2 separate regions of the Homo sapiens genome follow, and region 1 is linked to region 2. A link is an interaction called in ENCODE POLR2A ChIA-PET data of the cell type or tissue named here. Cell type or tissue: OCI-LY7. All regions are shown on one strand. Each heading gives the region's core, and the rest is flanking DNA. Links, peaks and the distances in the headings are about the cores only. Region 1 overlaps CDK17 (cyclin dependent kinase 17). Region 2 has its middle 33 kb from the start of CFAP54.

Region 1 (10,877 bases), core at 3,853-7,852, 150 kb before region 2:
ATGATTCCCACTTTCATGAGTTCACAATCTAGCCTGAGTTCCATCCTAGATTATTTTAGAATATTTTAAAAGTTTCACAGAAACAGAAATAATAGCTAAAGAAATAGCACAATAAGCTTTATAATGTGTATGTTGTTGTTCCAGTCTCTGCAGAAACTCAAAAATTGCCAATGCCAACTATAATCACAAGTTGTCATGGTGGGGGTATTTGGGAAAAATTTTCAATTAGCAATAACTGTGCCTTGGATAAACCTCGGGTATGATACTATCACTGCTCAAAGCTTATATTTTCATGTAATATAAGAGCCCCCTTAATGCTGCTTTCCAGACAAATGAAGATAATTTTTTCTGATATTTCACTGTTCCAAGAAAATACTTCACTTTTTGACAGCCCCAAGCAAATTCCTATTCAGATGGCTCTTAGAGTATAAACACATGAAAATTCTAAATATATATATAAATTAAATTATAATTTATAATAGTCTTCCTAGAATTCACTGTAACTTGTAAGCAATACCAAGCCTTATGGGAAACTTTTTGTTTACTTTGGATCTAGCAACATAATTACTCTATCACAGGCTGGAGATGCTGTTCTAGCTGAGCTTCAAAACAAATGAAGCACCAGAGGTCCCCCTTATCCACAGGGGATACTTCTAAGAACACCAGTGGATGCCTGAAACAGCAGACAGCACTGAAACCTGTATGTACTAGGTTTTTCCCTATACATATTAAATACACTCCTAAGATAAAGTTTAATTTATAAATTTTGCAGAGTAAGAGATCAACTAATAAAACAAATAACCATAATAATACACTGTAATAAAAGTTACGTGAATGCAGTCTCTATCTCTTGCTCTCAAAATAATCATACTGGCATTGTATTCACCTATCCTCAGACTATGTTTGACCTCACATAACTGAAATTGTGGAAAATGAAACCACAGATAAAGGGGGAAGCTTCTGTATGTACAGAGGATCCATAGATGACATTTTAAGAGTGAGTATATATTAATACATAAGAAACGGGGCCGGGCACGGTGGCTCATGCCTGTAATCCCAGCACTTTCGGAGGCCGAGAAGGGCGGATCATGAGGTCAGGAGATCAAGACCATCCTGGCCAACATAGTGAAACCCTGTCTCTACTAAAAATACAAAAATTAGCTGGGTGTGGTGGTGCATACCTATAATCCCAGCTACTCGGGAGGCTGAGGCAGAAGAATCGCTTGAACCCAGGAGGCGGAGATTGCAGTGAGCCAAGATCGTGCCACTGCACTCCAGCCTGGCGACAGAGCAAGACTCTGTCTCAAAAAACAACAAAAAAGAAACAGCAGGGGAAGAGGGAGGCTTTTTCAAACATTCATTTCCCTCTCTGTGGGAATTACCGAGTTACTGTTAACGAAAGAAATGTGTTTTATCCCTTAGACTTGGTGGGCAGGGGGAAAGACTGAGAATCTCTATTCTACTCAGTCACTTTGTCTTACAAAAATTGCTATTATCATCACCACAATACCACCTTAATCCTGTACTCCTGTACATAATATGCTAAAGGTAAATTCTGTGGGACTTTGAACCTCACTCCCACATTCCATCTTATATTTCTAATTGCTGAGAGATGTAAGGACTTGATTGTATTTTCTCACCTGCTCTGAGAATTAAGAAAGGTCTATATAGTCTATTGGTAAAACCAGGAATGAAGAATCCAAACATTCATTGTTTAGGAAGGCATATGCTCTTAAAATGTATAAACCTATAATTTGAATACAATAAGACAAATTTTTATATATGGATGACCTCCATTATAATTGAAGCTGCACTCAGTCTCACAAAACTTCCACTGGGTATACCATTATCGTAAGGGCAAGGAAGCTCTGATGAATCCTGACTATCTACATATAGGCTTTGCCACTATTCTAATATTTAACTAAATATGTTGACAATGTTTTATTTCTTATCAATCATAAAGGACTACTAAATAGCACGTCACCATCCAATAGCCAATATTTTTAACATGACATATGATCACTAAATGTAATGTGGTATCCTGGAGGGAGTATCGGGACAGAAAAACAACACTGACAAAAAATTAGTGAAATCTGAATAAAGTATGGAGTTTTGTTACTAGTAATGTACCAATGTTGGTTCCTTAGTTGTGACAAATGTATTAAAGTAATATAAAATGTTAATAATATGGTAACTGGGTATGTGGTATAGAAGAACTATATAATTTTTGTAATTTTTTCTGTAAATCTAAAACTAAAATTATGTTTATGTAAATAAAAAGTCACTGGAAAGGATTAAGGTAAGAAATGGGAGACTGAACACACATCAGTTTATAGGGATAACAGATAGTCTTAAGCATCCTGAAAAGATGGGATAGTAAGGGGGACAACTTCTCAAGATTAAAAACAAAAAAGAACAGAATGGGTATATGCATAGGTAGATTTGCAAGTTTGTTATACAGAAAAGGAGGGAGTTTTCGGTTAATGGCCACCCCCTTTTTTTTTGAGACAGGGTCTCTTGCTCTGTCGACAAGGCTGGAGTGCAGTGGTGCAATCATGGCTCACCACAACCTCATCCTCTTGGGCTCAAGTGATCTTCTCACCTCCTACCTACTGAGTAGCTGGGACTACAAAGGTGTGCCACCACGCCTGGCTAGTTTTGTTAATTTTTTGTAAAGATGGAGGTCTCACTATGTTGCCCAGGCTGGTCTTGGACTCCTGGGCTCAAGCAAACCTCCTGCCTCAGCCTCTCAAAGTGGTGGGATTACAGGCATGAGCCACAACATCTGGCCCTCTCTCTTTTTTATGATATAGGAAGAGAGATCATCTGCTTACAGTAAGAGAGGAAGAGTTAATCAGAGAAAGACAGTGGGATAGCCAGACAACACTGGGGATCTATGCGAGATTGATGACCATAAATTTATATTAGACCCATTCAGCCCTACTGTATAACTTTCTCCAGGAAAAATGAATTGTTTCTTAATTCCTACTCAAGCAAAGGTTTTATGTTATTTTTACTACTCATTATATATTGCCATTAGAAAATATGAAAATAGGCCAGGAGAGGTAGCTTACACCTGTAATGTCAGTGATTTTGGAGGCCAAAGCGGGAGGACTGCTTGAGGCCAGGAGTTCAAGACAAGCCTGGATAATATAGTATGACCCTGTCTCTACAAATAATTTGTACAAAAAAAAAAATTATATATATATATGAGAACAACACATTGAAAGTTTAAAACTTTTAGAAGACAAGGCTAAATTTTACATTTTACCTTAAAAAATATTTTATTTTTTAGATTAAGGGTATATTATCCATGGAAAAATGAAGTCTAGTACATGTGAAGAATATTTTTCTTTTCCTACCTCCTTTCTATCCATCCCTAATCTTTACCCATCTCCTTTACACATAAACCAAGGGTCCAGACTTCTATGCTGAAGAACTGATCTCTTTGAAAAAACTTTTACTTTTTAGGTATATAAAGAATATATTATCCACAGATACACAAATTCTAATACATATAAAAAAATGAGTTTCTTTTTCCCACTCCTTTTCCATCCATCCCTAACTTTCACATGCCCTCCCTTCACTGACTATGTTCAAATATAAACCTAGGGTAGAGATTTTCATTTTGAAGAATAATTTTTAATGTATTTCCAAAAAGTATGCTTTACTAAGGTAGATGAATAATGAAATGGATGCATCAGTAAAATCCAAAACATAGCTGGCATGATTTATCTGAAATCTATAAGCCATTTCAGAATTTTCTGAAAAGGGAAGTAGGCAGGCCAGGCGCAGGGGCTCACGCCTGTAATCCCAGCACTTTGGGAGGCTGTGGCAGGAGGATCACCTGAGATGGGGAGTTCAAGACCAGCCTGACCAACATGGAGAAACCCCATCTCTACTAAAAATACAAAATTAGCCGGGTGTGGTGGCGCATGCCTGTAATCCCAGCTACTCGGGAGGCTGAAGCAGGAGAATCGCTTGAACCCGGGAGGCGAAGGTTGCGGTGACCCGAGATCATGCCATTGCACTCCAGCCTGGGCAACAAAAGTGAAACTCTGTCTCAAAAAAAAAGCGGGGGAGGTAGGTAGGAACACTTAACCATAAATAAAAACTTTAATCACTTAGCATTCATTAGAGGGCACTGTTTTTCTTAATATCATGTAGACTGTAAAAGATAGCTCCTAAATGATAGCTTAAAAAAATTACATGGTGATTAAATCACATTTTTACTCCCAATTGGAACAAATACAACCTCAAAATTTATCCTAAGTACCAATCTTTGATAAAAACTGATAGCCGAAGAAAACTTTTGACTTGACAATCAAATGGCAAAATCATCCCAATAAAAATGTCTTGGCCAGGCACAGTGGCTTATGCCTGTAATCCCAACACTGTGGGAGGCTGAGGCAGGTGGATCACTTGAGGTCAGGAATTCAAGACCAGCTTGGCCAACACGGCAAAACCCCATCTCTACTAAAAATGCAAAAATTAGCCAGGCATGGTGGCACATGCCTGTAATCTCAGCTACTAAGGAGGCTGAGGCATGAGAATCACTTGAACCAGAGGCAGAGGTTGCAACGAGCCGAGATCGCGCCATTGTACTCCTGCCTGGACGACAAAGTGACACTCTGTCTCACACACACAGACACACACACACACAAAAAATGTCTTAAGCAGTGATGCTAAATTATGATAATCATATGCTTATACCAAAATCAAGTTTGTGTTATACTTTTTACCATATTTATATACTGGTGAATGTCAAATAACAATGTGCTCATGGTATATACAGCATAAAGTGATTTTATTTTTTAGAGTATGTCACCAAAATATTTTGTAGACTATCTAACTAGAATATCTAATCTGGCCCACAGGGGCCAGATGCTATGGGCGGCTCACACCTATAATCCTAGCACTTCGGGAAACCAATGCAGAAGGACCGCTTGAGCCCAGGCATTTGAAACCAGCATGGGCAACACAGTGAGATGCCATCTCTAAAAAAAAAAAAAAAAAAAAAAAGTTTTTTAATTAGCTGGGTGTGATGGTGTACACCTGCAGTCTTAGCTACTCAGGAGCCTGACATGTGAGGATTGCTTGGGCCCAGGAGTTCAAGATTACAGTGAGCTATGATCGTGCTACTGCATTCCAGCCTAGGTGACAGAGTGAGACCTTGTCTCTAAAGAAAATAGTTCCATTATATAATAATATGTAAAGGCTGGATGCAGTGGCTCACCCCTGTAATCCCAGCACGTTGGGAGGCCGAGGCGGGTGGATCACCTGAGGTCAGGCATTCAAGACCAGCCTGGCCAACATGGTGAAATCACATCTCTACTAAAAATACAAAAATTAGCAGGACATGGTGGCGCATACCTATAATCCCAGCTACTCGGGAGGCTGAGGCCAGAGAATCGCTTGAACCCGGGGAGGCAGACTGCAGTGAGCCAAAATTGCACCACTACACTCCAGCTTGGGTGACAGAGCAGGACTCCGTCTCCAAAAATAATAATAATAATAATAATAATAATAATAATAATGTAAAAAAGGAGATACAACAACTGCTAGCAATCCAAGAGTCATCATCAATTTCTCTTCCTTCAGGTGCAAAGTCCAAGTGGGTATTAGGTGGTATTTTATCCCTTCCTGGTCCCTAGGATTTATGTTCTGCTTTCTATTTCCATCTGATTGCCACATCATCCTTAATTTTGAATACATTCCTAATTCTCCCTGCCTCTAGTCTTTCTCTCTAATTCATTGTTTGTACTTTTCCTAAAGCTATTGCTATGAAACAAAAATGTGACCATGTCAGCCTTTGTTTAAATAAATACCTTTGATGTCTTCTCATTACATGGGAAGAAGTCCAGACTTCTTGGCCTGACCTCTAAGGCTTTTCATTCTGGATCTGTCCTGTCCGTTCAAGCCATAGCTTTTATATTATTCCATATTACCCTTCATATCAGTTCTGATTTCCCAAACATGACATCTACACCCAAACCTCTGGGTTTTAGTTTTAGTACATGAAGTTTCCTCTTCTTACAACACCCTTCATTCATAGGCCGTTTTTGACTGACAAATTTCTGCCCATCCTTCTAGGACCAGCTCAAGTGCTATCTCTGTAAGCTTGTGATTTGCCAAGGCATTTTACTTGCTGCCTCTTTTGTTGTCCCAAAGCACTTTATATGTATCTCTACTACAGGACTATAGTCATCCAAAAGAGATTCTCACATAAACAATCACCTGAATTTACATTAAAGTGATACTGCAATAAGAAAAGTTATCCTTTGAATAAATGGTGCTGGGTTAATTACTAAATATTAAGAAAATATATTTGTAAGACATGTAACTGACAAAGGTCCTGTATATAAAGTATACTTAAAAATTCGTATAAACCAATAAAAAAGACAGAAAACCCAATAGAAAAAAGAAGAAAAACAGACTTGGGTAGTTAATTCACAAAAGAGAGTATCTAAATATAAACATACAATAAACATACGATGAATAATAAACACACAGAAAGGTGTTCAACTTAGTCATCAGAGAAATGCAAAATAAAACCAAGAGACCACTATCAACTTGCTAGAAAACTTAAAATAATAATTTTTAAAAGACATTATCAAAAGTTGGCAAGGAGAACAACCAGAACTATTATATGCTAGTGATATACGTATAAGTTGGTACAACCACTCTGGAAAGCTGTTGACAGTATCTAGGGAAGCAGAATATAATGCAACAATTCCACTCCTAGGTAAGCACTCAACAGAAATGCTTACATGTTAACCAAAAAACATGCACAGGAATGGTGATAGAAGCATTATTTGGTAATAGCCAAAAACCGAAAACAACCAGAATGCCCATCGATAGGAGAATGGATGAAGTACAGTACACTCATAAATGGAATACCATGCAACAATGAAAACGAATTATCTATAATTACATGCAAAAATAGGGCTGAAACTCACAAACATAACACTGAACAAAAGAAGCTAACAACAAAAATAATACATACTGTATAACTTCCATACATACTGGGATACATATTGTGCAATATATATATACAAACTTTGTATAAGTATATAATTCTGTATATCTACATAAAATATATTTTAATATAATTACATATTCATAATTACACAAAGCTCAGACGTTTTAATAAGGATAATCAGAAAGAGAATATTACACATTTAAAAAACAAATAAGAATATATGTGAATGGGATTTTAGAAGATCCAGATACCAAAACATACTATAAAAACAGTATGATCAGAACAATGTCACACATATGGGTAAAACTAATCTTTAGCATCAGAAGGCAGAGAGTATGGCTACAGTTGAGGAAGTGAGGAATACTAAGTAAAGAGAAAGGGAACAGAAGGGGGTTTCTGGGATTTCTGAAATTTTCTTTTACTGATCCAGGTACTGGTTACACAGGTATATTAACATTTCAAAGGTTCGTTGAGCTGTACAATTATGGTTTGTGTACTTCTCTGTATATCTAGTATATATTAATACATGTTTATTTATCCAGCACATATCTAGTGTATCTATATATCTAGTATGTATTTATCTACCTAGCATGTATTAATAACATTTACCAAAAATAAAATATACCTTAAATCCTATTCCAATATGCATCCTATTGAATGCATCTTAAGGACTCCAATAAACCTTTAAGAATGGAAAATAATAAAAATCGAGAAGGCAATATAATAAAATTTAGCTATTCTAAAGTCAAGTATAAAAATTAATTTAAAATGTTTACACCCAGAAGCAGCAAACAAGCAGATCTGATTGATGGTGGAGGTATAGGAGACCAAAAACTTACTAAGGAAGCTCTACGAGACCTTCGACTCATTGGTTGGTCAAATGGTGGACTGTTTATCTGCAACTTTTCAAGATATCCATCAGGTATTCTGATGTCTGCAGGCAGTGATAACCGCTTATTTAAATCCTTAAAAAAAAAAAAAGGTAATCCAAAATAGTAAAGGCAAGGCATTTGGCTTTTGTATTCACAGGCTCTAACATATTATTTCTTAGTGATAAGTAATTGTAAAGTTTTATTGCAGTTGCAAAGTTACCTACATTGATTATATGTAATATACTCATGGCAAAAACATTTACTGTAAGCAAAAGTATACAGCGAAGTGTTACAGAAATGAAATTTTGCAACCTCAGTAATTTTTGAGTCCTTTCACTGGTAAATTCAACTTGAAATTTACTTTAAATTTATTATACCATATAGTAACATTAGGCAAACACTACCACAAACTCTGTGATCAGTTTAAATAACTAACCAAGTAGACATTATATGATCTTGTATGCAACATGGGGAAAGAGAATTGTATTTATTACTGCCATGTTAATGGCATTTCTACTTTATTTAATTATACAATGTGAGCTGGGATAAACTTGAAAAGAATCTTGCCTATATCATTGTATCAAGAAATTTAAGCCCTATAAAAAGAAATTCCTCCCATTCATAACAGCAGCCAAACCATGAAACGGAATGGAGAGGTATAGGAACTGCATAAATATTTACTGAGAAATATAAGACTTAAGTATAAAAACATACAATGCCACCAAATGGTAAGAATAAGTAAGGAGAAGATACTGGTCCTCCCTATATTAATTTTATAAGTTATATAACCACTAAGAAATCACAATAAGCTTATTCTTAGAACAAAATAAAATGCCTAAAATGTATCAATAGAATAAACAGAAAAAATCCAAAAACATTCTAAAATAAGAAAGAGTATATGTGTATATGGGGGAGGGATACAGAAAGAAGTCTTTCCAGATATTAAAATATACTACAGGTCAGGCGCAGTGGCTCAAGCCTGTAATCCTAGCACTTTGGGAAGCCAATATGGTGAAACCCTGTCTCTACAAAAAATACAAAAAAATTAGCCGGGCATGGTGGTGTGTGCCTGTAGTCCCAGCTACTTGGGGCTAAGGCAGGAGGATCACTTGAGCCCAGGAGGTTGAGGCTGTGGTGAGCTGAGATCCCACCACTGTACTCCAGTCTGGGTGACAGAGTGAGGCCCTGTCTCATAAACCAGAAAAAAATATATACTATAAAAAGAATATAATCTAGAGCATGCCTCCTTGGTGGTGGGGAAACAAATTATAGCTCAACGAAGAATGAGAAACTCCAGATACAGACCCTAATACTAAATAAAACAAATGATTTTAAAAAATCATCTATAAGGTGAAGAAAAATAAGAAATATTTTCATTAGTATTGTGTCACATAAATATATCGTTGATTTCAACAAGTGAAAATGTTAATTTATCATTTAGAAAACTGATAAGATTTCCTTAACTGATTAAGAAGAATCCTTTTATAATGAAAATATAATCAACCAATAGGAGAGATACCTTAATCATCATCTCAACAGCACCAAAAAAGCAACAATACTTTCATTTCAAAACATGTTCAATTTTTTTTTGCAGAAACCTATTTTAGTTTACAGTACGTACTGAAATAACAGTCACGATCAACTTATGTCCTCAAGGTTATACCACAACACTTACAAAGAAAAGAAAATGAATTCTTCATCCTTTTACACGGAGAAATAAATGTGCTTCAGAGATCAGTAGGTACAGTGAACCACAAAGGAAAGGACACCCACTTTTATAATATAATGCAAGAAAAAAAAGCTGTTTATTTATACCTCTTAAAATTTGAAACAGAGAAAATAAAATGCTAATTATCCAGATGAATCTCAAAAATATCATTAAAATCGTATTTTCTAAAAAGAAGACATTGCTAATGTATCATTCTGTATTTCCAGAATTTTTGAAAATTCACTTCTCCTTAATGGATAACCTAAAATAACGTTTCGCAAAAAATTAAAATAAAATGTTTCACAGAATGCGAACAACTATATTACATATCTACATTGGGATAAAAATTAAAAAAGAGGAAATATTCACAGACTGCAATTTATGAATGCAAAGAAGTAACTTTCTTACAAGTGTCACGTGTCTTCATGAAAATTTTTAAATGGGCATTTACTCCACTTGATATGTATGTGTATTAACATATACCAACACACATATTCACAAGTATATTTGTATTTTTTAAATGATTACCTCCATTGAGATCCGTCTATGTATACGATTTCTGAGACAAACACCTGTAGGTGACTGGACTTCATCAGATGATGTCCCAGAAGCTTGGTCACTCTCACCATCTGATCCCATTTTTAGATTTTCATGAACAATATCTATATCAAAAAATGAGACATTAAAAGAGATACATTATATTCTAATATATAATTTATTATCACTATGGGTAAAATATAGAAGGCCAACGAGTAAAAATCACAGCATAAAAAGTCATTTACATTCTGGGTGCCACAGGTATGCAGTTAATAGATGAAAACATGACTCAAATGTCTTAAAATAGTATGAAATCTTTTTACACTTTCAAATTATGAAAAAAATTAACATTCAAGTTATTATCAAGGGTTGAGTAATAAAATTATAAACTGGAAATAATATCTCTGAGAATGAGCCAGTTCTTTCATTTTCTAGATCTGGGAACTGAGACTTGAAAGGTTAAATGACTTTCAAAAGTTCACAAAGCTTAGATGCAGAGCTGGAATAGACACCTGGTCATCTGCCTCTTATTTAGTATTCTTTCAATTAAATAATGTGTCACTGGGTCTATGGTTAAATGGAGCTAATTCTTGGAATATTCTTTAAAACACCTCTTAAAAGCTTCTAATGCAGTTTCTCCTCCCTGCACCCCCAATGTTAAAAATAAAACAATAAAAAATTATTCACTGAATATCTATTTTGTACCAGAACTACAAAAACAAGTTTATGATCTTCAAATACTCAAAAATCTGTTCAGAGCAAAAACATACTACAAAAA
Region 2 (4,000 bases), core at 1-4,000:
ATTATATTAATATGTTTTAATATTTTTTATACATATGTATAGATCCATAAACAATAATGGGCTGTCTTGCATCTTAAATTTTAAGTGGTATAATTTTCTATGCATTATTCTGCAACATTATGTTTTGAGGTTTGTCCATGTTGATAGATCTCTCTTGTGTGTTTGTCTATTTATTGTTTTTCTGGAGTCCATATTATGAATACATTGATTTCAATGTTAAGATTAAGTTTGGCCAAAGATGACTGAAAAAAACAAAATAACAGTGTTGATAAGAAAATTTTCTCTCTCTTGTGTGTATGTCTAAAGATGGTTTTCTTTTCTTTGTTTTTTTTTTTTTTTTTTTTTTTTTTTTTTTTTGAGCTGGAGTCTAGCTCTGTCGCTCAGGCTGGAGTGCAGTGGTGCGATCTCAGATCTCGGCTCACTGCAACCTCCGCCTCCCAGGTTAAAGTGATTCTCCTGCCTCAGCCTCCCAAGTAGCTGGGATTACAGGCATTTGCCACCACACCTGGCTAATTTTTGTATTTTTAGTAGAGACGGGGTTTCTCCATGTTGGCCGGGCTGGTCCTGAACTTCTGGCCTCAAGTGATCTGTCCGCTTCAGGCTCCCGAAGTGGTGGGATTACAGGTGTGAGCCACCATGCCTGGCCTAAAGATGGTTTTCCAGGGATGGTATGGAGTGTCCTAAGTTTAGGGACCCTAGCTTCCTCAATCTTGTTACTCCACTGTGCATAGGCCTTTATGTACAAAGTCACCTCAAAATTCAAGGTGGTCATTCCACCTCTAGTGAACACATCTGCATTACTACAGTACAAGGGAGAAAGGGAAGAAGCCTCATTCCCCCATTTTGCTTACACCAATTGGTGAAAACTTAATCACATTATCAGCTATAATTATCAGCTATAAAGGAGAGTGGGAAGAGGAATTTTCATTCTAAGTGACCACATGCCTCAAATTTGATTGTTCTATTACTGATGAAGAAGGGGAAGGGGAAGTTTAAGAAACAAGTCTCTACCACAATGGATGGACATCTAGGTAATTTCCAAATTTCTGCTTTTTTTTTTTTTTTTTTCCGAGACAGAGTCATGCTCTATGTGGCCAGGCTGGAGTGCAATGATGCGATCTTGGCTCACTGCAACCTCCGCCTCCCAGGTTCACGCCATTCTCCTGCCTCAGCCTCCTGAGTAACTGGGATTACAGGCGCCTGCCACCACGCCCGGCTAATTTTTGTATTTTTAGTACAGACAGGGTTTCACCATGTTGGTCAGGCTTGTCTCAAACTTCTGACCTCGTGATCCATTTGCCTCGGCCTCCCAAAGTGCTGGGATTACAGGTGTGAGCCATTGCGTCCCACCAAATTTCTGCTATTATAAGCAATGCTGTGACAAACATTCATACATATGTCTTCTTGTGTTCACGTAGGACAGTTTCTCTAGCAGAATATGTTTCTGGTAATTCATGTTTTTAACTGTGCCAGATATTGTAGATATTGTCAATTGTCAATTGCTCTCCAAAATGGGTTGTTCCTTTTTTTTTCTTTTTTTTTTGAGACAGGGTCTCCCTCTGTCACCCAGGCTGGAGTGCAGTGGTGTGATTATGGCTCACTGCAGCCTCGACTTCCTAGTCTCAAGTGATCCTCCTGCCTCAACTTGTTGTGTTGCTGGGACCACAGGCATGTACTACCATGCCTGGCTAATGTTTTTTGTTTTTTGTTTTTTGTTTTTTTTTGTAGAGATGAGGTCTCACTTTGTTGCCCAGGCTGGTGTACCAATTTTTACTCCAGCCGTATAAAAGTTCTTGTTTTCCCATATATTCCTAACACTTGGTATTAGAGTACTTTTTTTTAAGTAAGTTAAATTTTTTTTTACAATGTGATGGGATCGTGGGGTGGTGACGTTGGCAAAGGCAGTTTTGGTAGAGTGGTGGAAACTGATGCCAGAGTGCCTGGGTTGAAAGAGAGTGGGAGAAGGGGAAATGAAACTAGTGGGGTATCAGCTACCCTTTTACTAACCTTAGCCATAGAGGGAAGTGAGAGGTAAACCATTAGATGGAATTGGTGGAGCATTTGTGTTACGATTAGAATCCTGGGCTGCTGGGAGTAAGGCAGTAGAGAATGTACCAGAGAAAGAGAGAAAAAGGAATTAATAACTGGAGCAAATGTCTGTGGGGTTTACAATTTCAGAGGTGGGGCATTTCCAGGTGATGATGAAATGGACAGAGTGTGAGAGTTGCTAGCTGTTATGGAACAATAAAGAAGCTCCTTGAGCCCAAGATGCTTTTCATTTATTTATTTATTTATTTTTTAAAACACAAGGCCTAGTTCTCTACTGGAGTGCAGTGGTGCGATCAGAGCTTACTGCAGCCTCAAACTCCTGGGTTCAAGTGATCCCCCCACTTCAGCCTCCAGACTAGCAAGGACTATAGGTGCATGCTGCCATGCCTGGCTAATGATTTTATTTTTTGTAGAAATGGAGTCTCACTTTGTTGCCCAGGCTGGTCTCAAACTCCTGGGATGAAGTCATCCTCTCCCCTTGCCCTCCCAAAGTGTTGGGATTATAGGTATGAGCCACCACACCTGGCCCCAAGATGCTTTGAAGCTTCAAGGGAGTTAAGTAGAATTACTCATTCAACAAATATTTTCAAGCACCTCCTAAGTGTCAGGCATTGTTCTAGAAACTGGAGTTACATGTTGAGTAGAAGAGATAAACACCATTCTCTGTAACAAGAACTGACAGCAAATGTGTAAACAAACAAGAGAACTTTTTTTTATATATACAGAAAATATAGCTACTAGGAAAATAAAACAGGAAAAGGTGTTGTTTTAGCTAAGATGAGCAGGAGTGCAGGCTGGATGTTAGGTTGAATGTTACTCTGGTGCCCTTGAGGAGGAGGAACTAGAGACTTCAGTAGCAACAGGCAAATGGCTGGCCAGGTAATTGGGAATGGGGTGGAATGACGGCTTTTGCGGATTACAAGGAGGTACATCTGCAGAGGGAATTAAGGACAACCTGGGTGTCCTGGAAGCCCATTTGAGTTGGAAACGGTAATGGTGGATTTTCCAGCTCTGATACTTTCTTAGCTGGAGACAATTAAGGAGAGAAGATAGAGGGACAGGCATTAATTAACACGAATTATTGCTTTAATCTTGAACTTAGAGCTATGAGCAATGGGCTTTTTAGAATTTAATTTCTTTTTTTTTTTTTGAAACAGAGTCTTGCTCTGTTGCCAGGCTGGAGTACAGTGGCGTGATCTTGGCTCACTGCAACCTCCAACTCCCGAGTGCAAGTGATTCTCCTGCCTCAGCCTCCCAAGTAGCTGGGACTACAGTCGTGCACCACCATGCCCAGCTACTTTTTGTATTTTTGGTAGAGACGGGGTTTCACCATGTTGGCCAGGATGGTCTCAATCTCTTGCCCTCGTGATCTTCCCACCTTGGCCTCCCAAAGTGCTGGGATTACAGGCATGAGCCACCGCCCTGGCCTAGAATTTAATTTCTAACATTCTTCTAAATAGAGAGTATTTAGTGTCATTAGCTATTTCTTCCTTATAACAAGTGATAAAAACTAATCAGCTTATTTTTATTTTTCCTTTTTCTTTCTACATCTCCTTTTGGTCCTGGACAAGAAGGCTATTTTTATTTCTTTAGAATGTGAAATGTGAAATATTCATTTATCTATTAACAAATTGTGAAATATCTCTTATCTCCCTTTTTCTTCATTCCTGCCCCCCCGCTTTTTTTTTTTTTTTTTTTTTTTTTTTTTTTAAATGGAGTTTCACTCTTGTTGCCCAGGCTGGAGTGCAGTGGTGCAGTCTCGGCTCACTGCAACCTCAGCCTCCTGGGTTAAAGTGATTCTCCTGCCTCAGCCTCCCAAGTAGTTGGGATTACAGGTACCCACTACCACGCCTGGCTAATTTTTGTAGTTTTAGTAGAGACAGTGTTTCACCATGTTGCCCAGGCTGGTCTGGAACTCCTGACCTCAGGTGATCCGCCCAACTGAGCCTCC

The links. ChIA-PET counts read pairs that join two places held together with the same protein. Peaks named below come from ENCODE experiments on the same cell type or tissue, not always from the same donor. Only the 100,000 strongest peaks of a DNase experiment are listed, where the experiment ranks them.
Region 1: POLR2A ChIA-PET joins it to region 2 with 6 read pairs; 3 of 35 experiments call an interaction of 5 or more read pairs at or near these places.

What each region holds. Positions count from the first base shown.
Region 1 is chr12:96,303,231-96,314,107 of GRCh38, forward strand. CDK17 (cyclin dependent kinase 17) reads right to left here. Exons shown (of 17, transcript NM_002595.5): 4 at 10,091-10,224; 5 at 7,822-7,947. It also overlaps the pseudogene RNU4-24P. Among named protein-coding and RNA genes, the nearest start is that of CDK17, 92 kb to the right of the region's middle. In OCI-LY7, for the core only: no CTCF peak of the experiment used is centred there; no DNase peak of the experiment used is centred there.
Region 2 is chr12:96,454,801-96,458,800 of GRCh38, forward strand. No RefSeq gene overlaps it. Among named protein-coding and RNA genes, the nearest start is that of CFAP54, 33 kb to the right of the region's middle. In OCI-LY7, for the core only: no CTCF peak of the experiment used is centred there; a DNase peak (open chromatin) is centred at 2,011; H3K4me3 peaks cover 610 bases; H3K27ac peaks cover 672 bases.